3 separate regions of the Homo sapiens genome follow, and all the other regions are linked to region 1. The links are chromatin loops, found by intact Hi-C in ENCODE. Cell type or tissue: heart left ventricle. All regions are shown on one strand.

Evidence for each region. Hi-C counts contacts between places; a loop is a spot of excess contacts. Peaks named below come from ENCODE experiments on the same cell type or tissue, not always from the same donor. Only the 100,000 strongest peaks of a DNase experiment are listed, where the experiment ranks them.
Region 2: a loop joins it to region 1, with 5 times the contacts of the local background. A loop is called at or near these places in 39 of 110 quality-filtered maps.
Region 3: it touches region 1 in a loop (7-fold over the local background); 75 of 110 quality-filtered maps call a loop at or near these places.

The regions. Positions count from the first base shown.
Region 1 is chr4:140,606,163-140,614,162 of GRCh38, reverse strand. No RefSeq gene overlaps it. Among named protein-coding and RNA genes, the nearest start is that of UCP1, 41 kb to the right of the region's middle. In heart left ventricle, a CTCF peak has its summit at 3,949 (motif pointing right); no DNase peak of the experiment used is centred here; H3K27ac peaks cover 941 bases.
Region 2 is chr4:140,846,367-140,854,366 of GRCh38, reverse strand. No RefSeq gene overlaps it. Among named protein-coding and RNA genes, the nearest start is that of TBC1D9, 94 kb to the right of the region's middle. In heart left ventricle, a CTCF peak has its summit at 3,145 (motif pointing right); no DNase peak of the experiment used is centred here.
Region 3 is chr4:140,356,654-140,364,653 of GRCh38, reverse strand. All of the region lies in intron 2 of SCOC-AS1 (SCOC antisense RNA 1), which reads left to right. It also overlaps a transcript of SCOC not described here. Among named protein-coding and RNA genes, the nearest start is that of SCOC-AS1, 13 kb to the left of the region's middle. In heart left ventricle, CTCF peaks have their summits at 4,431 (motif pointing left) and 4,632 (motif pointing right); a DNase peak (open chromatin) is centred at 4,667.

The DNA of each region.
Region 1 (8,000 bases):
TTGTATAGGTTATCCTTAAGCAAAAGTATCAATCCTATTACCTTCATATAACAAAAGGAAATTGATTGCTTTTTACTTAAAACAAAACAAAACATTTCTTGGCTTGTTGTGGATTGAGCAGGCTCTCAGCTTCTTGCTTCTTCTTGACACCTTTGCCCAATATGTGATGATCCAACTGCCTCAAAGTGTGACCCAAAGGGAGAACTCAGAGGTTGGTGCTCTGATGGAAGCTTACATATGCATTTATAGTCCCTGACCTTGGCAACTGTAATAGTTTCCTTAATTGGGTCTGCTTTCAGTAACTGGAAGGCAGTCATTCATTTTTTCTTTTTTTTTTTAACTTTTATTTTAAGTTCAGTGGTACACGTGCAGGTTTGTTACATAGGTAAACATGTGTCATGGAGGTGTGTTGTACAGGTTATTTCATCACCCAGGTATTAAGCCTGGTATCCATTAGTTATTTTTCCTGATCCTCTCCTTCCTCCTCAACTCCACCCTCCAATAGGCCCTAGTGTGTGTTGCTCCCTTCTATGTGTCCATGTGTTCTCATCATTTAGCTCCCACTTATAAGTGAGAACATGCAGTACTTGGTTTTCTGGTCCTGTGTGAGTTTGCTAAGGATGATGGGCTCAAGCTCCATCCATGTCCCTGCAAAGACATGATCTCATTCTTTGTATGGCTGCATAGTATTCCATGATGTATATGTATCATATTTTCTTCATCCAGCCTATTCACAATAGCAAAGACATGGAATCAACCTAACACTGCATCAATGATAGACTGAAAGGCAGCATTTTAAAATGGCCCTTTGGCTATTTGTCAATCTGTGTGTGATATAATTACTCTTCTAATTGTTGGCAAGCAAGATAGAAATGCGCAAGTCTGTAAATTCATCATGTCACACTTTCCTATGTGTACATGAATGTTTGTAGCAAGTGTTTGAAACAAACTTTTTGGATTGCAACAAAGGTTGCTGGATTGTTGCCATTTTATTTTTTGCCCCTAGTCCTCCCTCTCACACTCCTCAGTTATTCTTTTAAACTATCGCTTATGTGATCTTTTGAAAACTTTAATGTAATCATGTTTTCCTCTGTTTTAAGCCTCTCACCATCCCACCTTCCTACAGGATAATAGACAAGCATATATGAAAGTTTATGATCAGTCACTACCTATGTATATACTATTTCTCAACATTGGTTGGTATCCTAACAGGTAAAGGACCAAAAATATCCAAGGTATTAGAGTATATTCATTTTCCCCTTTTGGTTCATATTTTACAGCATCCTTTGTCATGCTGTCAAATTCTATGAGCCAGGTGCAATATTTCAATCCCTCCTTCAATTCCTGCTGCAAATTTAGACCTAAGAGTAGGAAATGGGGAAGAGTATTTACTTTTGAAGTTTCAAAAGTGAAAGAAAGTTTGGTATAAACCAAGAAGTGATCAGTATGAAATTTCAAAGGACAAAAATGAAACCCTAGCAGCAGAATTTGGATAATATAACTCTATAATTTGTATTGAATTGTGCAGTATTTTCAGTGTAATGCAACACAATATCTCTTCTCACTGTGAGAAATAAAGAACTGTACTTAATAATGAGGAAGTAAATAAGGAAGTAATACTTGAACTTGCCAGATCCTTCTTAAATGCTCATGTAAACTGAGAAGATATTTGGAAGAGTCTATGAAAAGATAAAAACGCAAAATATTTTGAGATAGGGCACTGGGTTGTTTCAACAGCTTGTCTCATAAACAAGAGAATTTGTAAATAGCTGCTGCTATGGAGTTAACCTGGGTATATTGATTTTCTAAAAGACTTAAGCAACCTATGAAATTATAAACTTTTTTGAAAATGAGTAAGATGAAATAGCTTTAATAGTATACATGGGTTAACATGAATATTTCAGAATCTTCTTTGGAATTGTATCTTTGCTCCAAATGGGAAGGGGCAAAAAATACCATTTTAGAGCAAAACTGTCTCTTGGGTGGCTTGCCCATGTCCAGGTGTTTGCTGTGAAGAGACACAGTAGTTGGAATCCTCAGCCTACACCGTCACTCCCTGCAACTCTCACCACCTGGTTCACCATGGCTCACTCTAGGGGCCCTGAGTACACATGCTGAGTCAGGCAATGATGAAGCCACGAGGCCAGAAAAAGATTCTGACTATCTGGGAAATTACAGAGCCATTCATTTCTCCAGCACAATGTTTACCCATGTGTTGAGATTTCTTGGAAATAAAAAAAAAGACAATTGATGAAGGACTTGTCACTGGGCTTAGCCTTGCCGCTATGCTAAATTTAAACTCTCTTTGTCTTATAGTAGAGAAGTTTCCTTTGAAATATCGTTCATCTGTATGAATATCACATAATAGTGTTTATTTTTGCTTACTTTTTTCCATACGAGTAATACACAGACACAGCAAAATGAATTCCCAGATTGACCAATAAGAAGTGAGGCAGAAAGAAAGTCTTCCTTTATTAACTTCTGTACTCCTACTTCTCTCCTTGGAGGTAAGTATTATTAATAGATTGAATTTCATTTGTTCTAGAAATTTCTATATGTGTCTACATACACATACGCGTTTTTTGTGTTTTGTGTGTGTGTGTGTGTGTGTGTGTGTGTGTGTGTGTGTGTGTGTGTGTGGTGTTTTTTTTTTTTTTTTTTTGAGACAGAGTCTCACTCTGTCGCCCAGGCTGGAGTGCAGTGGCGCGATCTTGGCTCACTGCAATCTTTGCCTCCCAGGTTCATGCCATTCTCACCTCAGCCTCCCGAGTAGCTGAGACTACAGGCGCCCGCCACCACGCCTGGCTAATTTTTTATATTTTTTAGTAGAGACAGGGTTTCACCGTGTTAGCCAGGATGGTCTCGATCTCCTGACCTTGTGATCCACCCGCCTCGGCCTCCCAAAGTGCTGGGATTACAGGCATGAGCCACCACATCTGGCCACATACACGATTTTAAAACATACACACAAAAATTGAATCAAACTAAAACTTATTCCGTGATTTCATGTTTCACCTGAGGGTCATGGAGATTTTTTCCATAGGTGTATATGGAGTTCTGTCTCATTTATGTTAATGTCAGCACAGTATTCCATGAAAAGGAAATGTTCCGTAATTTATTTAGTTACACCTATGCTGCCCCACCCTCTGTCTCAGTTGATGGACTTTTACTTATATGTAGGCTTTTCTTATCATAAACATTGTGGCAAGGAATATTACTGTAAAGAGATCTGTGACATATATAAGAATATCTTTTGGGGATAGGATTGAAAAGGTAAACTTGCTGGATCAAAGCATATGTCCATTTAAAGTCATGACAGATCCTGTCAAATTGCCTTCAAAAGTCCTTCACTTGTTTACATTCCCATCAACAGCTAGTGCTCCCTTCTTACATACCTTCAGCAACATTTGAAATTAACACTCTTTCTATTTTTGCTAATCTGATGGATAAAAGATGATATTTCATTTTAATTCAAATTCCTTTCACAGTGAAGCAGTTGAATTTTTTAAATCGATACATAATATTTTACACATTTATGGGCTACTTTAAACAATGTTTATTGCTCCTTTAGGTTCTTTTGAATTTGCCTTCTAACTTTTGGTGTCTTGCATTATATGACAGTGTGCATGTTTTATGAAATCAAATCTGTTACACTTTTTACACATGACTTCTGTGCTTTGTTTCTCCAGTTCTTAAATGCCATTCACTATGACAACAACGAGAGAATAAAATGAAAGAGAAAGAGGGGGTTATTAAGCAGAAGGAATTGCTCCACGCTCACTGAAGGCCAGTGGCTTTCCAAAGAGCTGGGGAGATGCATTTTTCCATGGGGCCTTAACAGCCACTTGTATCTGTCACAGAGCAGGCCCAAGCCAGAGCATCTAGTTACACCCATTCAAATGCATCCCACATAACCTCATTAATATCTATTCTATTTTATCCCACTAGGGGGTAATGTTGGGCTAAAGACCATTCCTGGTGACTAAATTTGAAGCCAGCGTTCAACATGTTCTGATTGAAGTTTTATTTCTGTGGTCAAAACTAAAAGGATCCATTCCTCCCTTAATGCTAGAGACACTTAGGAAAAAAAAAAGAGAGAAGAGCTTTGAATTCAAGTGTAACTGAAATGATATTATCAAGAAGAGCTTGACAAAAGCTTCTGCTCCAGACAGCACTCAGCAGAGACAATGGATTATTCTATTACAGACACAGGAAGCCACGGACAAAAAGAGGAAAAGATTCAATGGAAGAGAGATGATGTCCTTCATGATGCAAACATCACCTAACATTAAATATTTCCACAGGATTTTATTTCTGCTTAAAATCTAATTTCCTCTTGGGTTCATGGCCTTAAGCTGGCAAAATCCCCTCCTAAAACACTGCCAACGTCATATTCCTGCAGTGCCAGTGTCTCATGGGTCACAGAGCCCTCCTCCATGGCCTGCCTAACTGGCACTCTTCCATCAGAGCGCCAGCCTGTGGGAACAGGTGACTCCCCAGTGGCCTCACTCACAAAGCTCATGGAGAAACACAATGGGTGGAGGCCATTTTTTTTTTCTCTGCCCCCTCTACAATCACGTACAAAAGCACCTTCTAGGATCACCCTTCAAACTTCCAAAGATCTCCCCCTCTCCAAGGGCACTCAGTGTCATGGTACACTTTTAATTTTCTCTGCAAAGGAGGCAAACTCAATTCCTCTTTTAACAGCTCCCTTAAAAATATTAAAGATCTGAATAAAGAAACTTAAAGGTCAAAATGATCCAAATTAAATGAGACAATTGTTTAAGGATTCAAGGGTGTTACTTTTTTTTCTTCTTTTCTTTTCTTTTTTTTTTTTGAGACAGAGCCTTGCTCTGCTGCCAGGCTGGAGTGCAGTGACATGATCTCAGCTCACTGCAATCTCCACCTCCCGGGTTCAATTAGTTCTCCTGCCTCAGCCTCCAGAGTAGCTGAGACTATAGGTGCGTGCCACCATGCCTGGCTAATTGTTTTTATTATTATTATTTTTAGTAGAGACTGGGTTTCACCGTGTTAGCCATGATGGTCTTGGTCTCCTGACCTCGTGATCCGCCCGCCTCGGCCTCCCAGAGTGCTGGGATTACAGGCATGAGCCACCGCACCCAGCCAAGGGCATTACTTTTAAAACAATACAGCCTGGACCTTGTCAGAAAGATGGAAGCAGGGTGGGCCTTCCAGTATTCCACTAAGAAGCTCACAGACAACACCACCAGCACACAAAGTAGGATAATTTTCTTTCCTAGATTTGGTGAGACAAAGAGGAAGAGAGAGAGAGAGAGAGAACTGTACACATGTGGGAGAAAGACATAAAGAGCTCACTAAGTAAAAGAGCTAGGCTGAATTTCAAGAACATCCAGAGTAAAGGAGGCCAGCCCCCTTAGAGATTTTCACATTCTGTTTCTTTTCTTTTCCTTTTTTTTAAGAGATGGGGTCGTGCTATGTTGTTCAGGATGGTCTTGAACTCTCAGTCTCCCAGGTAGCTTGGATTATAGGTGTGAGCCACAGCACCCAGCTACGCATTCCATATCTTTTTTTTTTTTTTTTTTAGACGGAGTTCCACTCTTGTTGCCCAGGCTGGAGTGTAGTGTCATGATTTTGGCTCACTGCGACCTCTGCCTCCCGGGTTCAGGCAATTCTTCTGCCTCAGTTTCCGAGTATCTGAGTTTACAGGTGTCCCCCACCACATTTTTTAGCAGAGATGGGGTTTCACCATGTTAGCCAGGCTGGTCTTGAACTCCTGACCTCAAGTGATCCACCTGCCTTGGCCTCCCAAATTGCTGAGATTACAGGCGTAAGCCACCGTGCCCAGCCTACACATTCTATTTCTGACTGTCACCTTTAGCTCTGACTGACCCCAAGGTATTGAGAGGAGCAACAGGGCCAAGCTACCTGAACCAGGCGTCAGCAGGTAACACAGTCACTTGTCTACACTTCCATGGATATTTTCTACGGTTTTCCTTCCCCATCTACAGACGGACAGTTTGGAAATGGGAAGACATACTATGCCCAGTTTAAAGTCTGTAATTTGAGAGCCTGGGGATGGGGTAGAAAGGGAAGAGTAGCAAAAGAGTCAGCAAAGCGGAGCACAGATCACTGGAGCCCTCTCCTGGGAATAAATGTTCCCTCCCCACACACATCTCTGTCCTTCCTAAATGGACTCCCATCTCTATCTTTTTCCCTCCCTCCTCACTAACTGCAGCTGCCAATTTGAAAGTCTTGTGAGTCAAAAAAAACAAGCCTGGAGATTTCTGTGAGCTCTCTGATTCCCAAGAAGAGGAAAGGAAGAAAATTAGTAAAATGGCTTAGTGAAGCTAAGCCTGTGGGCAGACTACCCTGAGTTACCTGTTCTTCACTCTGCCTGTATTTTTCAATATCTATTTATAATACTGCCTGAAATGCCACTAGGCAGAGCAATTTGGGTTTAGTACTGTCCTCAGACGTGGGCAGTTGGTGTCCTGCCTTGGGCCTCAGGCTTTAGTGGGCTCTGCCTTGTCCAGCCACTCTGACTATGCTGCCCCCACCACGCACTGCTCTGGAAGGACCAAGGAGACTGATGTCAGGGGGACTGTGCCAGTCACCTTGTCCAGACCACACTCTGGTAACCAGAATCCCATTACCCTGCCCAAACAGCTCTGAGTCCCTCCTAGGACCTGCCCAGTCTTCTCCTCATGCTCGTGAGAGCAGAGCCATGTACCTAGGCATGGCACCCTGGGCAGAAGGGTGCCTAGGAGTTCCCTGTTGGGAGGATTGTTTACAGACCCTCTATATATAAGCTGGGGTGTCACATCCACATGCACAACGCCATCCACAGTGAGATAAAAAATGGTGGGGGGTGGGCCTAGGGCCTCCATGTGTACTCTTCCCCGACCCAAACATGCTTTGGGTAGGCCAGCTTGGGTTAGCAATATTTCTTTTAAAAGGGACTACAATACTAACTCATTAGTATGAAATCAGTTTACAAACTCACCATTGGACTCTACCACTATACAAAATGTCAGCAAAAAAAGTCAAACTCTGTAAAATATTTGAAGAGGTTTATTCTGAGCCAAATATGAGTGAGCAATACCCATGACACAGCCCTCAGGAGTCCTGAGAACATGCGCCCAAGGGGGTCAGGCTACAGGTTGGTTTTATGTAATTTAGGAAGATATAAGCTATCAGTCAATACATGTTAAGATGTGTATTGGTTCAGTCTGGAAAGGTGGAACAACTGGAAGTGGTGGGTAGGAGGGTGCTTTCGGGTCATGGGTGGGTTCAAAGATTTTGCGATTGGCATTTGGTTATTATCTAAAGACTTGGAACCAATAAAAATGAACGTCCAGGTTGAGGTAAGGGATTGTGGAGACCAGGCTTTTATCATTCAGGTGAAGACTCCAGGTAGCAAGGCTTCAGGGAGAAAAGAATGTAAATGTTTCTTATCAGACTTAATTAATCTGTTCCATCAGTAATTCTGAAAGGGAGGAGGTATAATCAGGCATGTCCAACACCACCTTCCCATCAAGGCCTGAACTCGTTTTTCAGGTTAACTTTGGAATGCCCTTGGTTGAGATAAGGGATCCATTCAGATGGTTGGGGGACCTGGAATTTTATTTTTCATTTACAATAAGCAGGATCAAGAAGAGGTGGAGAAGACACTGAGTTATATGCCTGGGTCCTGTACCAATGCTGTGCACAACCAGATATCTAATCAATGACTCTAGCCTTGGGCTGACACCCTGAATGACGTTACTATTCACCTCATGACAAGCAGCCCAATCGCAAGCCTAATGCCGAAGACAGGCATGTCTGACAAGTTTCTTGTGTAAGCCAAGTCCTGGCTTGTGTGTTTTGTTGGTAAGGATTCTAACACATTTTCTGGAGTCACAAAAAAGGGGTGCCATGATCACTTAGCCAGAACCACAATTGGAGCCAGATAGAAAAATAGCCACACATGTGCCAGGTCTTTGCCACCCTTGGTCAAACAGAAGTATTTGAAACTTTCC
Region 2 (8,000 bases), 240 kb before region 1:
CCACAAGAAGGGCGTGTGCTGCTCCTACAGGAGGAGCTCAGAGACAAAGCTCAGGCTCAGAATCAGAGACTCCAGCACAAAGCCAGCACCCAAAAGAATTGACACCCTTCGTGGGTAAACTGGAAAAAAAAATATGCTTACCAGAAGGAATTGATATAAGTGTTTACCAGTGTTGGCCTTGGTTCTAGTTAAAAAGGGAAAAAGATAAAGTCTCCTCCAACACCCCAAGATACCTTAGCCATAGACAAGCCTTCTCATGGGCTATGTATCAGAATCCAAGTACTTATACGACCTAAAAACCCAAAGTACGAATTTAAACTTATTGCAAACTGATAGTCACATTCAATGTTTAGTAGAAATGAATGCATATATCCTCACTAGAGGAATACTGTTTAAACCAGGTCTCAAAGGAATTCTCACAAACCAAGTTTGAAGGAATATAAACTCACCACCAAAAGCTCAAAATACATAAGGAAACAAGTCACAGTGAGGAAGAGGGTTGCAGAAAGATTGATGATACGAGAAATAATTGGTTCAAGATATAGGGTAAGTGTTCTAGGGAACCCTACAGGTGATTCTAATGCACCTTGAAGGTGTTATTGTTTTTAGAGACAGGGTCTCACTCTTTCGCCCATGCTGGAGCACAGTGGCACGATTATAGATCGCTGCAGCCTCAAACTCCTGGGCTCAGGTGATCCTCCTGCCTTAGCCTCCCAAGTAGACCTGAGACTATAGACCCATGCCACCATGTCCAGCTAATTTTTAATGTAATTTTTTTTTTTTTTTTAAGAAACGGGGTCTCACTGTACAGGCTGGTCTCAAACTCCTGGCCTAAAGCAATCCTCCCACCTCAGCCACCCAAAGTGCTGGGTTTGTAGGCATGAGCCACCATGCCTGGCCTCATCCTAAAGTTTGAAAACTACCATTCCAGTCACTTCAGAGCTCAATAGCACAACTACCAAAATCAAAGTAGGAAAGCGGGACAAGTAAAATTGTTTATTTGGTTGGTCTACTTTGATCTTATGGTAATGAACTTGGAGGAGACTAAATTTCACCTATAAAATGATGGCTTGAGACTAAAGAAGAAATAATCAAGCCTGTCCTTATACTTTACCCACAGGGTCCCATAGGAACCAACCCTGACCTCTGTCTCCCACTCACCTCTATCTGGACACTCTCCACCTGACTCACAGGGCTGCAGCCACACTGTGTCTGCTGGTTTAACCATGTATCCTGGGGACCTAGAAGGAGCTCAGGGAACATCGTTAAACTAGTAACTGAATGAATGCTGGAGGCTCAGCTTTTTAGCCCAAAACACCAAGTCCAGGCTGGCATATTAATGGAAAGAACTGCCTGCTGAGGACTTGCTGCTACTGACTCTGAAGAATAACAGTGACACTAAAATAAATGCATAGTGCTTATCATCACTGCTGTCATCTTAACGTTAGTAATAATAGTGAACATTTGCATGGTTACTATGCACCAGGCACTAGTCAAGTGCTTTGCATGCATCATATCATTTCGCCCTTACCATAACCCTTTGAAGAAAGTACTATTAGTACCCCATTTTACAAATTCTGATCATGAAGCTTAGAAAGTAGCTTGCCCAAATCACACAGCCAGTAAGTGGCAAAACTGCTCATTAATCCGTTTTCTGGCTCCTAAAAGCTGCTCTTCACCACCATGATATATTATCCTCCCTCATCTGAAAAAAGAAGCTGACAGGTTTCTGTCTTTATCTCTGTAAAATAAGATGAAAGATATTTAAATTTAAATTTAAAAAAACAAGTCTGGTGTGGTGGCTCATGCCTGTAATACCTGCACTTTGGGAAGCCCAGAGAGGAGGATTGCTTGCAGCCAGGAGTTTGAGACCAGCCTAAGCAACATAGCGAGACCCTGTCTCTACAAAATAATAATAATAATAATAATAATAATAATAATAATAATAATAATAATAAAATAAATTAGCTGGTGTGGTGGCACGCACCTGCAGTCCCAGCTACTCAGGAGGATCGCTTTAGCCCAAGAGTTTGAGGATCCAGGGAGCCATGATCACACCACTGCACTCTAGGCTGAGTCCAGAGCAAGACTCCAAAAAACAACCACAACAACAACGACAAAGCACCTTTGCAGTAGAGAAATATAATAAACACTATCTCAGTCAGGTTGTCAAAATTAACATCAACAATGATGCATACATAAGTATGTAGCCTTGATATGATGTGATGAGAATGTTACTGGGGTTTTCCTCCCAAAAACCCATAACACAATCCTGGTAGAACCATGATAAAAACACCAGACAACTCCACACCGAGGAACATTCTACAAAATACATGACCAGTATTCCTCAAAAACTGCTAAGGTCATCAAAAACAAGGCAAGTCACAGAAACTGTCAGAGACCAGAGGATCCCAATGAGACAAGGTAATTAAATGTAATGTGATGTCCTCAATGAAATCCTGGAACAGAAAAAGGACATTAGGGGAAAAGTTACAATGATAGTGAAATCTGAGTAAACTCTGGAGTTTAGTTAATGGTAATGTACCAATGTTGATTCCTTAGTTATGACAAATGTACCATGGTAATGCCAGGTGTTAGCAACAGGAAAAACTGAGTGATGGAAATACAGGAACTCTCTGTACTGTCTTTGTAAGTTTTCTGTAAATTTAGAACCATTCTAACAGGAGTTTTTTTTTTAAGGAGATACTATTATCAAATATAACAACCTATTGAATTATTAGAAGCAAAGAATTCATCTCTGATGACACTGTGGAGTGTCCTCCGTTGGAAATTTTAGGAATAAAACAGAAAGCTCAGTACCCTGAAGAATTTAAATGTTAGTCTTCTTGAAACATAACACTGAACCAAATTATTTCTTGACATCAATTATATTTTAAGACTATACATTTGTGATTTTTATTAATTGTTACAATGACTCTTCAACACTGAGTAACTGGAAAATTTGCCAAATGAAAAGTTAATCTTTTGTAATTATATGTCAGAGTTATCACAAAAATAATGAGTAGGTGTCTCAGCTACGGCACAGTAATTACATTAAACATTGGCTGGGTAAAGAACCAAACGTTACAGAACGCTTGCTGTTTGTGTTGGTATTTATGTAGTTGAGCTGTTTCTCCCAGTAGGGGGCTCTGTTGACCATCAAATGGAAAAGATGCCCTGGCGTTAGGGAACAGAGTTTTTTGGATTCTACTTTGATTAGCGTTTGTAGGGGTAACTTTGAGGAAGAAAAACCTTTCACAAATCTTCTCCAGTTAGAAAGGAAGATTAGACAACACCAACTAATGTGGTTGGGGGTAGAGGATGTTTCAGAGAAGAAAGAAGGTATATTGGACCATACCAGAAAACAGAGACCTTCAGAATGCTCTTAGGCCTAGATATTGCTGAAACCATATATGCTCAAATGAAAAGCAGGTTTGAAGTGATAAAACTAGAAATGCCATATCCCACTTTCAGGATATGTGTTCCTGAAAGGTAATATTGGAGAAATGTCCTTCTTATACATTTTTTAATTGAGATAAGGTCTTGCTTTGTTGTTCAGGCTGGTCTTGAACTCCTGGCCTCAAGCAATCCTACCTTGGCCTGCCAAAGCACTGGGATTACAGGTGTGGTCCATCACACCTGGCCAAAGAAATATTCTTGAAGTATCACTTACATACTCATTGATTGACCACTAATGCCCTATTCCACATAGCATTTCACAAGATAGCTCATGCATTTAATTCTTTATCTAAATGCAGGAGCAAGAGCAGCCTCTACACACACACACACACACACACACACACACCCACACCCACACACACACATACACATTGACCCAATAAAAAATTTTAATGATCTCCCATTTCTATAAGCCCAAGTACAGAAGAGAATTCTTGATTGGTTTCTAAGTCCTGCTCTACCTAGCCTCTGACAACATCTCCAGAATTATCTTAAACCACTTTCCCACTCACTCTGTGTGTTCCAGCCCCACTGGCTTTAACATCTTCTATTTCTAACATGCAGAGCACCATCCACTACAGGGCCTTTGCACAGGTTTTCCACACAGCCTTATTGGTCTTATCCTATTCACCTCCTTCTATTTAATGCCAATTCATTCTTTGGATCTCAGCTCAAGAGCTTTACCTTGAAGAAAACTTCTCTCACCCCTGGATTAAATATCCCAGTTAAACGTTTACATAGCACCTTGTACTTGGCCATTATAGCTCTAATGACAGGTCTACTCCATGTATTAAACAATGTTTAGTATTGATAGTTTGCTTATGTGGTTGTCAGATTAATACCAATTCTCCAACCTAGATTGCAAATTACTTGAGATTAGGATCCATGTTTTTATTCTCCATGTATCCCAGTACCTAGCATAGGACCTGGCTTAGCACAGGTTTTCAACATATATTTGTTGAATAAATGATTGAAGGAATGACCATGCCACACACACATTCTCAGGAAAAACAACACTTGGATTTCAGAATGTACTACTTCCAATGGGGAAAAAAAATCCTGCTGACTTCAGAGGGAGTAAAGCCAGAAAGACAAGCAATAAAAGATGGTATCTTTGCCCAGAATGTGTAGGTTCTCTGACATTCACTGCCTTACCAAAGCCCATCCTGTTTTCTGAAATGCTGAGTCAGGTTATTTGGAGAAATTCTTTTGGCAAAAAAAACCTCTTTTTTGTTTGCTTGTTTCTATAAGCCAGGGAACACCAAATATTGCCAGTAAACCACCAGAAGCTAGGGAGAGGCACGGAACAAATTCTCCTTCAGGACCCTCAGAAGGAACCAACCTTGCTGACACCTTAATCTCCTCCAACTTCTAGCCTCCAGAACTATGAGACAACACATTTCTGTCATTTAAGCTAAAAAACAATTTAATGTGATAAAATATAAATATAGATAGAATATATACAATGTATCTTAAAAGAATCAAAGCAGTGACAAGATAGGAAGGAAATACCAGACCTACCATGAAGAGAAGTCAGCATCCCAGAAGCACAAATGAAGACAGAAGCTTCTTTTCCTCTGAGAGTAGTTATCCACCCTAAAAATACTGGATTTTCATTTTAGTGGCCTCCTGGCACTGGAAGAAAAAAATCAACTCCCAGAAACCACATAAAATCGAAAGCCTAATAAGAGATTCACCCCTTAAATAATCTGTAAAGACCCCCCCCCCCATAGACCAGTCCTAGCACAGAACCACAACCTCAGTTAAACTCTCCTGAGTATCCTGTATTTTCCAGGTAATTTCAAGGCTTAAATTTAGTTTAAAGTTGTCTTAAACTGGTAGTGCCTCTAGATACCTTGCAGAATCAAATACAAATACTTTCTGGGAAAAAAAAGCCAATTTCATATTAGGCATCAAAAAATTTGTCCAAAACTAAGCCAAAAATAGCCAGATACACAAAGAAAGTAGATGTCATAAGAAATATCTGGCAGAATACAGACCACAGAAACAGAACTACAAAGACTTCAAGTCTTAGAATTATATAAATTAACTGTATTAACTATATTTAAATTTTTTGTTTAAAAATTAATAACATCTGAAAGGAAGGAGAAACTATGAACTGACATATATTTTTACAATTTAAAGTATAAAACAGTTTTTGAAAAGGATCAAATGGAACTTTCAGAAAAAAAGTAATAAAATACCAAAATTTAAAACTCAGTAGATGAATTGGTTTATTAGCAGATTAGACACAGGTGAAGAAAAAAATTAATATACTGAAAAATAGTGGGGGGACAACTATTCACAATGAAGGACTGAGTGACAAAAAGATTGCTGATACAGAAAAAAAGGTAAGGGACATAAAGAATACCACAAGTGTTTAATGGGTATCTCTGAGGGTAAGAAGGAAAAGAATAAGGCAGGGACAGTATTTAAAGAGACAATGAAGATTTTCAGAACCAATGAAAAACACTATTCACAGAATCAAAAAGCCCAGTGAATTCAAAGCAACAGAAATTCATAGCACCACATACACATAATAGAAAAGAAAAAAACTTAAATCAATAATCTAAGCTTCCCCACAAAAATTAAAATTAAAAATAATCTAAGCTTCCACCTCAAAAACCTAGAAAAAGAAAAGCAAAATAAGTAGAAGGAAGAAAACTATGAAACTACAAAAAATTAGAAAATCAATGAAATTGTGAAGATGAAGAGCTTCTCAAAAAACATTTCAAGGTAAGAAATGAAATTGGAAACAGAAAAATGATTGAAAAAAAATCAATGAAACAAATAGCTGGTTCTTTGAGCTTAAGCCCAGGAGTTCAAGACCAGCCTGAGCGACATGGTGAAACCCCACCTCTTCAAAAAAAATACAAAACTCAGCCAGGTGTAGAGGTGCATGCCTATAGTCCCAGCTACTAAGAAGGCTTAGGTGGGAAGATTTTTTATCCAGGAGGTCAAGGCTGCAGTAAGCAGTAGCCCCACCACTGCACTCCAGCCTGGGTGACAGAGTGAAACTGTGTCTAAAAAAATAAATAAGTAAAGAAGAATCAACACCAATTCTACAAAATCTCTTCCAGAAAATAGAAGCAATCCAAGCAACTCTCAATTTATTTTCTGAAGCGAATATGACCCTGATATTAAAACCAGACAAAGACAGCACAAAAAAAAAACCTACTGGTGAATATTCCTCATGAATATAGAGGCAAAAGTCCTTAACAAAATATTAGCAAATAGAATCTAGTAAAATATAAAAAGAATTATACACTGTGATTGCTATGGTATGAATGTGTCCTTCCAAAATTTATAGTGAACCCTAATCCCTATTTTGGTGGTATTAAGAGGTGGGTCCTTTTGAGAGGTGATTAAGTCATGAAGGCAAAGCCCTCATGAATGGAATCAGTGCCCTTATAAAAGAGATTAATGGGAGTAGCTTTGCCCTTCTGTCATGTGAGGATGCAACAAGGCACCATCTATGGAAGCAGAGAGCAAGCCCTCACCAGACACCAAATCTGCTAGTGCCTTGATCTTGGATTTTCCAGCCCCTGGAACTATGAACAATACATTTCTACTAAATTACCTGATCTCAGGTATTGTATTATAGCAGTCTGAATAGACTAAGACAATGGCCAAGTAGAATTTATTCCAAAGATGCAAAGCTGGCATCATGTTTAAAAATTAACCAATGTCATCTACAATATTAACAAATTAAAGAAGAAAAATCTCATGATTGTATCAACAAATGCAGAAAAAGAATTTAGTAAAATGTAATACCCACTCACAAGTGAAAAAAAAACCTGAAAGAAAAATAGGAATAGAGGGGACTTTCTCAACCTGATAAAGAGCATCTATAGAGAACATACAGCTATCATTATACTTAATGGTGAAAGACAGAATGCTTTCCTCATAAGACTTAGAACATGACAAGGATGTCTGCTCCCATCCCTCTTACTCCACACAATGCTGGAAGTTCCAGCCAGTGCAATGAATCAGGAAAGGGAAATAAAAAGCATAGAGATCAGAAAGGAAGAAATAAACTGTCCCCATCTGCAGATAACATGATTACATAGAAAAGCCCATGGACTCTCCAAAAACAAACAAACAAAAACCTCTTAGAACTAATAAGTGAGTTTAGCAAGATCACAAGATATAAGATTAACATACAAAAACTCTATTGTATTTCTATATGCTACCAATGAGCCCATGAACATTGAAATTAAAATACAATGCCAGTGGCAATAACAAAAAAATAAATACTTAAGTGTAAATGTAACAAAGCATGTTCACCACTCACTTACATGCTACAAACTACAAAATGCTGGTGAAAGAAGCTGAAAAAGAACTAAATAAATAGAGATGCTTTCCATGTTCATGAACTGAAGAACTCAACAAGTGTCACTTCTCCACAGATTGATATACAGGTTTACCACAGTTTCTATCAAAATTCCAGCAAGAATTTTTGTAGATATATACAAGAATAATCTAAAATTTATATGATAATGAGGAGAAACTAGAATCTCTAAAACAATTTTGGAAATGAA
Region 3 (8,000 bases), 250 kb after region 1:
GCTGATGTTTTTCTTTTCCCTTCAAGGCTCAGGGATGAGCAGCTTTATAGATAAGGGCAGTCCTGATCATAACCCCCCTGCATTTGCACAAAACAGTATAGGTAGCCTATCCCTTCCTGCCTTAAATCCTGGTGCTCACTTCTCTTCCTTACTAATAAATGTCCTTTGTGGATTTTTTTTCCAGAATAGGGCACTTTGATCTGCATTAGAAACCTGTTCAGGCAGATATTCTGTCTCCTCAATGATTTTCTTAATGGCATCTGGAAACTTGTCTGCTGTCTCTTGATTGGCAGAAGCTTCTTCTTTAATTATCTTGACATTTTTAAAGCCAAACCTCTTCCTAAAATTATTAAGCCATCCTTTGCCAGCATTAAATTCTTCAGGTTTACATCCTTCGCCTTCCTTTTGCTCTAAGTTGTCATATAATGACTTCGCTTTTTCTCAAATCACATCACAGTAGGTATGCCTTTCTTATAGCAATCCTGCATTCCCACAGAAAAACTGCATTTTCAATACTAGATAAAAAGGTATTTTGCAAAAAGTGTAAGTTTTTCATGCTTGCTGGTGTAGCTGCAGTGATAGCTTCATGAATTTCCTTTTCTTTTTTTACAATCTTTCTTAAGCTGAATTCATTTATCTTGAAACGGTGGGCAACCACAGCTGCAGACTTCAATCTGCAATACATATCAAGCAATTCAACTTTGTCTTGTAATGTCATGAATTTTCTCTGCTTCTTGGGAGCACTTCCAGCATCACTAGTGGCACTTTGTATGGGTGCCATGGTGTTATTCAAGGTTTACAGTATTGCACTAAACACAATGAAAAAACACTAGAGAACCACAAGAGATTACTTTTTACTGCTATAGGCAATTTACCAGAGAGATGAACTGCTCACACAGAGATAATTAGCATCCCATGGCATTTTAAGTGGATACTCACAGCACTTAAGCTCACAGCAATAGCAGCAGGAAGTGGCTGTGAAATTATGATGGTAGTACAGTATGTACTACAGTTAATTTTATGCACTTATGGTTTAATACAGCATCTGTACATTTGTTTACATTTCTCTCAACTGCAAATGGTGCCATGTGTGCTCTGTAAGCATGTGCATAAGTTTTGATAAATTGTAACTTTTTATAATAGATTTGTGATATTTTATGGTAATAGTAACACAGACTAGTATCTACATATGTTTATGCATTTGTGACATACCTAATTTTTTATATATTTCTAGGCTATGAAGTTTGTGAATTTTTCCAAATTGTCACAATCTCCAAAAAATTTTCCATTATATTTACTGAAAAAAATGCATACAAGTGGACTCATGCAGTTCAAACCCATGGTGTTCAAAGGTCAGCTGCACTTACAAGCTAACGATTGCCTGTTTCATGAATGCTGGCGGAAGACATGAGATGTCTGGGTCAGAGTCTAAGGACTCTCTTACTCCCAGCTCATCATGAGCTTCATGCTGATTTGTTGCTGTTACCTATGTCCCCCAAGTCCCACAGGGATGAGGCAGAGGGCCCCTGTAGATGCCTATACATGCAGCGGGTTATAATATAGGAGAGGAACATTGAGTTTGGGGAATCTTTGGCTTTTATGGCAAGTGGAAGCAAGCTTGCTCTTTAACCAGAGAGGCATTACCTCATCCCTTAAAGTTGCTCTCTGAAAACATACCTGAGTAAAGCCTGGGTTGACTGTATTCTTGGCATACCAGCAAGAATATGCAATGACACTCAGGGCCCATCCCAGTTTGCTTCTCCCAAAAACCTCTAAATTGAATGATCTTTAGTTCTGTGTCAAACTCCTGTTTTTCTTCCTCCTTCCTTATATAGTATCCTAAGGGAAATACCACAAAATGTCTCAGAAAATGTTGGTTGGATATCTAAAGTTTAAAAAGGAAGAGAACCACACCAGCTGGAGATTAAAGAAGCATCAGTAGAAGTCAGTGGCCATTAATAGAAATATTTTTAAAATAAGTCAAGTAGTATTTTTGTAGCTCCCTCCCTAACCTTTCTTTTCCACTATTTGACCAAACCCTACAACAATAAGAAGTAACAGCTGGGCACAGTGGCTCACGCCTGTAATCCCAGCACTTTTGGTGGCTGAGGTGAGCAGATCACTTGAGGTCAGGAGTTCCAGACCAACTTGGCCAATATAGTGAAACCCTGTCTGTAATAAAAATACAAAAATTAGCCGGGCATGGTGGCTTGGCCTGTAGTCTCAGCTACTTGGGAGGCTGAGGCAGGAGAATCGCTTGAACCCAGGAGGTGGAGGTTGCAGTGAGCCAAGATCACACTACTGCACTCCAGCCTGGGCAGCAGAGCGAGACTCTCACAAAAAAAAAAAAAAAAGAAGAAGAAGAAGAAGAAGAAGTAAGGACACACCTGTCTTTAGCCGGTCTTTAGTTTGTTTTAAAACAATTGCTTAAAATTAGTAATTACCAGGATAGTTAGTAACACTCATCGCAGTGAAGCAAATCATGCCCAGTGTGAAGCAAAGATATGGCCAGGCTCTCTCTTTCCTTCTTCAGTGAAGGCAGAAAACTAAAGAAAGCCTTGCTACTAAGGGATAGGGGCTGTGTCTGTGTCGTGCTCAGAATCACTCTCAGTGTCTGCTCTAAAGGCTGATGACAACCAATTTAAATCAAGTTCAAGTCCCCTTCAGCCTTAGAAGAAATAGCTCCTCAAGTTATTGAAAGAGCCCAGAATTCCTTGCAACTCATTCTTTATTATAGAATTATGAGTTCTAGAGTTTGTAGATTTTCTTTTTGTACTACATGAAGCGCATTACAAGAAAGTATCTTGTAGCTTTCATTTTGGGAGAAAATAGATGTAGTCCTCAGAGGTATTCTGAATCCATTCTTGTCACTCACAGAAGTTTCTTCACAGGAGATCTCCATGACTCTTTACGTTTCAAGGTATTAATTTTACTTGGAGCATTGTTTGTCCCACCCAAAGAGTTTTACGTTAAAATACATTATTTTATTTATTTAGAGAGAGGATCTCACTTTGTCACCAAGGCTGGAGTGCAGTGGCACAGTCATGGCTCACTGCAGCCTCAACTTCCTGGGCTCAAGTGATTCTCTTGCCTCAGCCTCTCAAATAGCTGGGACTACAGGCACAGAACCATGCCTCGCTAATCTTATTTCTTGTAGAGATGAGGTCTCATTATATTGCCCAGGCTGGTCTCAAACTCCTGGGCTCAAGTGATCCTCCCACCCTGGCCTTCCAAAATGTTGAGATCACAAGTGTGAGCCACTGCGCTGGCCTAAAATACAGTTTAATAGAGTTTTTCCTAACAAGCACCATTGGCCGCAACTGAAGTCAGCATTTTAACATTGTCACGTGACAGTCAGTTCTAGCTTTGATATAAAAGTCCTAAAGTGTACTCTTAGCATCACTTTCCAGAAAAAAAAAAAAAAACCCACTGCCGTGCTGCAAGGGACCATTGACAGAAATGGTGATTACAGTGCCTGTCCCTACAGGTCTGTCAGCAAGATAAAATAAGAAAATCTGAGAGAAGTTGCCTGGCATGGTGTCAGTACTCTTGGCATACCAGCAAAAATATGTAGCGAAACTCAGGGCCCATCCCAGCCTGCTTCTCCCAAAAACCTCTAAATGGAATAATCTTTAGTTCTGTGTCAAATTCCTATTTTTCTTCCTCCTTCTTTATACAGTATCTTAAGGGAAATACTACAAAATGTCGCAGAAGGTGCTGGATGGATATCTAAAGTTCAAAAAGGAAGAGAACCACACGAGCTGGAGATTCAGGAAGCATCAGTAGAAGTCAATGGCCATTAATAAAAACATTTTTTATTAAAATATTGAATCTGAATAGAAACCTCCTGTACTTCATTTCTTAAATCCCTTGAGGGTAGTAACTGCATCTTCTCCATTGATATAGCCCCTGCCAAGCACAGTGCCTGAAGGCAGGTCCACAGACATTGGCTGAATAAACGAGTGCTCTGTTCCCAGTCCGTACTTTCTCTGTGTCATAAAAAAGCTGACATGTCTGTGCTGCATTTGAGGATGACACTGGATTTCCACATTGCCTTTTCGCCTCAGAGCTTATATTACTTCCTATCAAGTTATCTCTCTGCCCCTCATCGCATCCCAGTGAGAAAGCAGAAAATCCTAGAAAGTCATTTTCCTTACTGTTCCGGTGGTGGCTCTTCACGCTTACAGAACGTTAGGTACACTGGGAACATCACCTAGAGGGACACTGACATCACCTCATCATAACATATGTCTCTGACAACTGTCAGGAGATATTCCAAGTAAATGAAAAGACACCGTGAATGCCACTTAGGGGTTCTACACAGGGAACTATTAGTGACAAAAGCCTATTTATTCTCTTTGAGATGGTATGCTGGTGACCTCTAGTGGCAAAATTGGTTCAAAATCAGCTTCTATTTCCCACAAAATTTACTTCTTTATTAATTCATACTTTAATTTTATCCTTTAGTAACATTCTCTACTTGTGGAATGTTCTTAATTATGCACAATGATTTGTGTCTGTTCATATCCAAGTAGCACAATTTTGGCATTTCACGAAATCACAGAACTGTTGAGCTGAAATAGTTCTCAAGGGACCTGTCAGTCTTATTTCATTATACCTGGAAAATGAGACCCAGAGGAGTCAAGTGGCTTGCCTGAAGCCTCACCACAAGGGGGCGACAAAAAGTCTTCTGACTCTAGCACACTGCCTGCCTGGTAGTAGAACCCAAGCGACTAAAGAAAAAATGGGATCTTGTTTAGAGTTCCATGCGGAGGAAGAGCATGTATGCTGTCCTATCCCTCACTATTGTATCCTGGGTGTGTGAGGAGCCTTTAATTCACAGGTCTTTAGAGAGAGTACAAAGCATCTGAAGGACCATCCCTGAGGAGCCTCACTCATATCTGCATGGGCATCTTTAGATCCCACGTCTCCAGCCTGAGTCTGATGTCATATTGAATGAGACTTCTGGGGCGTCTTGAGAGAGTAAATGTATTTTGCATTTGGAAGGATGTAAATTTAGAAGGATATAAATAATCTGTGTCCAGAGGACCAGCTGTGGTGATTTTTTAAATGGTCACAAATCCCTTGACATGCCCTCACAGACATCCTCTCCTACGTTCCTTCCCCTTGAAGCTGAACAGGCTTGGGACTGCTTCCACCCAGAGAGTGTAATGGAAGTGACGCTGTGTGACTTCTAAGAATCAATCATAAAAAGTACACACAACCTTCCTTGTTGGTCTTAGAACATTTACTCTAGGGAAAACTAGCCACCAAGAAGAAATACAATTCCCCCCAAACCACTATACTGAAGAGACCATATGTAGGTGCTCAAAATGACAGCTCCAGCTCAGCTCCCAGCCAGCAGCCAGCTTCCACCGTGGCTGTGTGAGTGAGCCACCTTGGATACACAGCCTGTCTAACTTCAGATGACCGCAGCCCCCACCCACATCTGACTGTAGCTGCAGGAGAGACCCCTAAGGGAGAACTGCTCAGCTAAGCCCTTCCTGAATCACTCAGCCACAAAATAGTGAGCAAAATGAAACGCTGTCGCTCTACAACACAAACTTGTGGGTAAATTGTTACACAGCCATAATATACAGAACAAATAGTTTCTTAAAGACATTTCTCTCATTCTGTAACAAACACTGAATGAAAATGCAAAATATGTTATATACATGTTAAATCCTGGTGGAATTGCACTTAATCTGTTCAACTTTCATAAATCAAAGAGTTCTTGGTCCAAATGAATAGGTATTCTAGGTGACAGAAATATAAGTTCTTCCTCTTTCTTGAAATGGTGATTCCATTTAATAGAATGGTGATTAAAATGGAATGGTGATTCTATTTTAAGAAGGCTAAGTAAATTTTATGCAGTTTTCCAAAGGGAATTTTCTATTTCAGAATCCTAGCCTTTCTCAACCAGGTTTCCCCAAATGAACCACAAAACACAGAAAAGGATTTGAGTGACTACTTTCTGAATTCTCCCAAGGGTGTTGTATAACTAGTACCTTTCTAGATGCAATGAAAGAATTTAATTCAATGCATACAATGAACACCTTAGGAAGGCTTAGTTCCCTCTCAGAACCCAGGCTGAGAAGGCTGGCAGGCACTATAGGCTAACTCAGCCATACAGTAGCCTTATCAACAGGAAACTGAAGTTTAGAGAGGTTAAATAATTTGCCCAATGTTACCACAGCTAGCTGAGCAAGGATTTGATTGCAGGGACTTCAACTCTAGAGCTTGGAAACTTAGTCATTACTCAGTGTTTCTAAGAAAAATACTCCATAAATGGGTAATAAACAAGGGAAATGTTAGCTCTTAGCAGCAATGTTTGTATGTGAACAGTTAATGGACTTAGCAGCAATGATCGTAACTATCTGGTAATGCAAATTACAAGTGCGTAAACTCAAAGTTATCTGAGCCAAAGATTTCTTTTTCCTTTTACTTAAAATAATAAAGGTAAAACTTTTTAAAAAAGTATTCAACTCAGGTGTTGCTTTATCTCCAAACCTGTAAGCCATCAATACAATAGGGAGTGTGAATCAGGGGAAGGACAGAAGAGTGGAGTGCAAAGGTCAGGCCCTGAGACCAGGGCGAGAAAGCAAAGGGATTAGGAGTGCATAGGCGTTAGAGAGAGAGAAAGGAAGGGAAGGAAGACAGAACACAGCAATGGAAAGGAGACATACACCACAGAAAGCACTCAAGAGAGGATCAGAGGCAAGATTACAACAAAGGACACAGTGGATAAAACATTTGTTGAGGGAATGAGGAAAAGGGGAGAAAGAGAAGATGTGGGGTATAACGAATTAAAGATGCTACTATTCGTCATTCTTTATTAGAATGACGAAAATAATACCAACTACGATGGGTTAGGAAAAGTAGTATAGTGAGATGGCAAAGGCAGCTCTGATCTGTCTCACCATTTTGACAAAGTGGCATATCTGATATGTAGAATTTAAGGTCATAATCCTAATGTGAGTCCTGGCTTTGAGATCCAAGTGAAAATACCAATGTTTGGTTTATAAACACCTTATCTCCTTAGGGAAATTAAGGTTAACAACTTCAGGAGCCCAGCCACATGGCAATAGGAACATGCATTGTCTACACCCACTTCCATCCAGTGGCATTCACTGCAGGAGGTGCCAGGCTGAGAGTCAAATCAGATACACGGAACTGACAGCTGGGTATGTAATGGGTGAATGGATAAAGGAATATTCCACTTTTCCTTGTTGAATGCCCTTCCCTATCTCTACTGGTGAAAAATTTGAAGACAAATTTACTGGAGAAGAAATGAAGTGAATATAAGTGTAAATTTGAATAATTCAAGGCAGTAGGAATAGAATCTCTGTACACCTGATTACCATATATAAAAGATTTTAAGGCTGGGTGCAGTGGCTCACACCCGTAATCCCAGCACTTTGGGAGGCTGAGGCAGGCAGACCACTTGAGGTCAGGAGTTCGAGACCAGCCTGGTCAACATGGTGAAACCCTGTCTCTACTAAAAAAAAGTACAAAAATTAGCCAGGTTTGGAGGCAGGCTCCTGTAGTCTCAGCTACTCCAGAGGCTGAGGCAGGAAAATCGCTTGAACCTGGGAGGCGAAGGTTGCAGTGAGCCGAGATTGCACCACTGCACTCCAGCTTGGGCAACAGAGCGAGACCCTGTCTCTAAATAAATGAACAAATAAATAAATAAAAGATTTTAAGGTACTATGTATCTCTTCCTTTTATCCTTCTCTAAGGATATACTGAGGATTATAACTCACTTAATAAATTGGGAAAAAGTAAATCTATTCTGATATAAATAAATAAATAGTTTGATGTGAAATGAAATATTTATATAGTCTCAAAATATCTCCCTCTAAAATACGTGCTAATTACTGAAGGAAAAATGAGTCAGACACCACCCGTAATCAAGAGCTCAAAGTTAACCTCACTGGTAAAGGGAACATAGAAATTATATACCACCTGACAGTATGCAATGAGAAGAACACAGTATCATT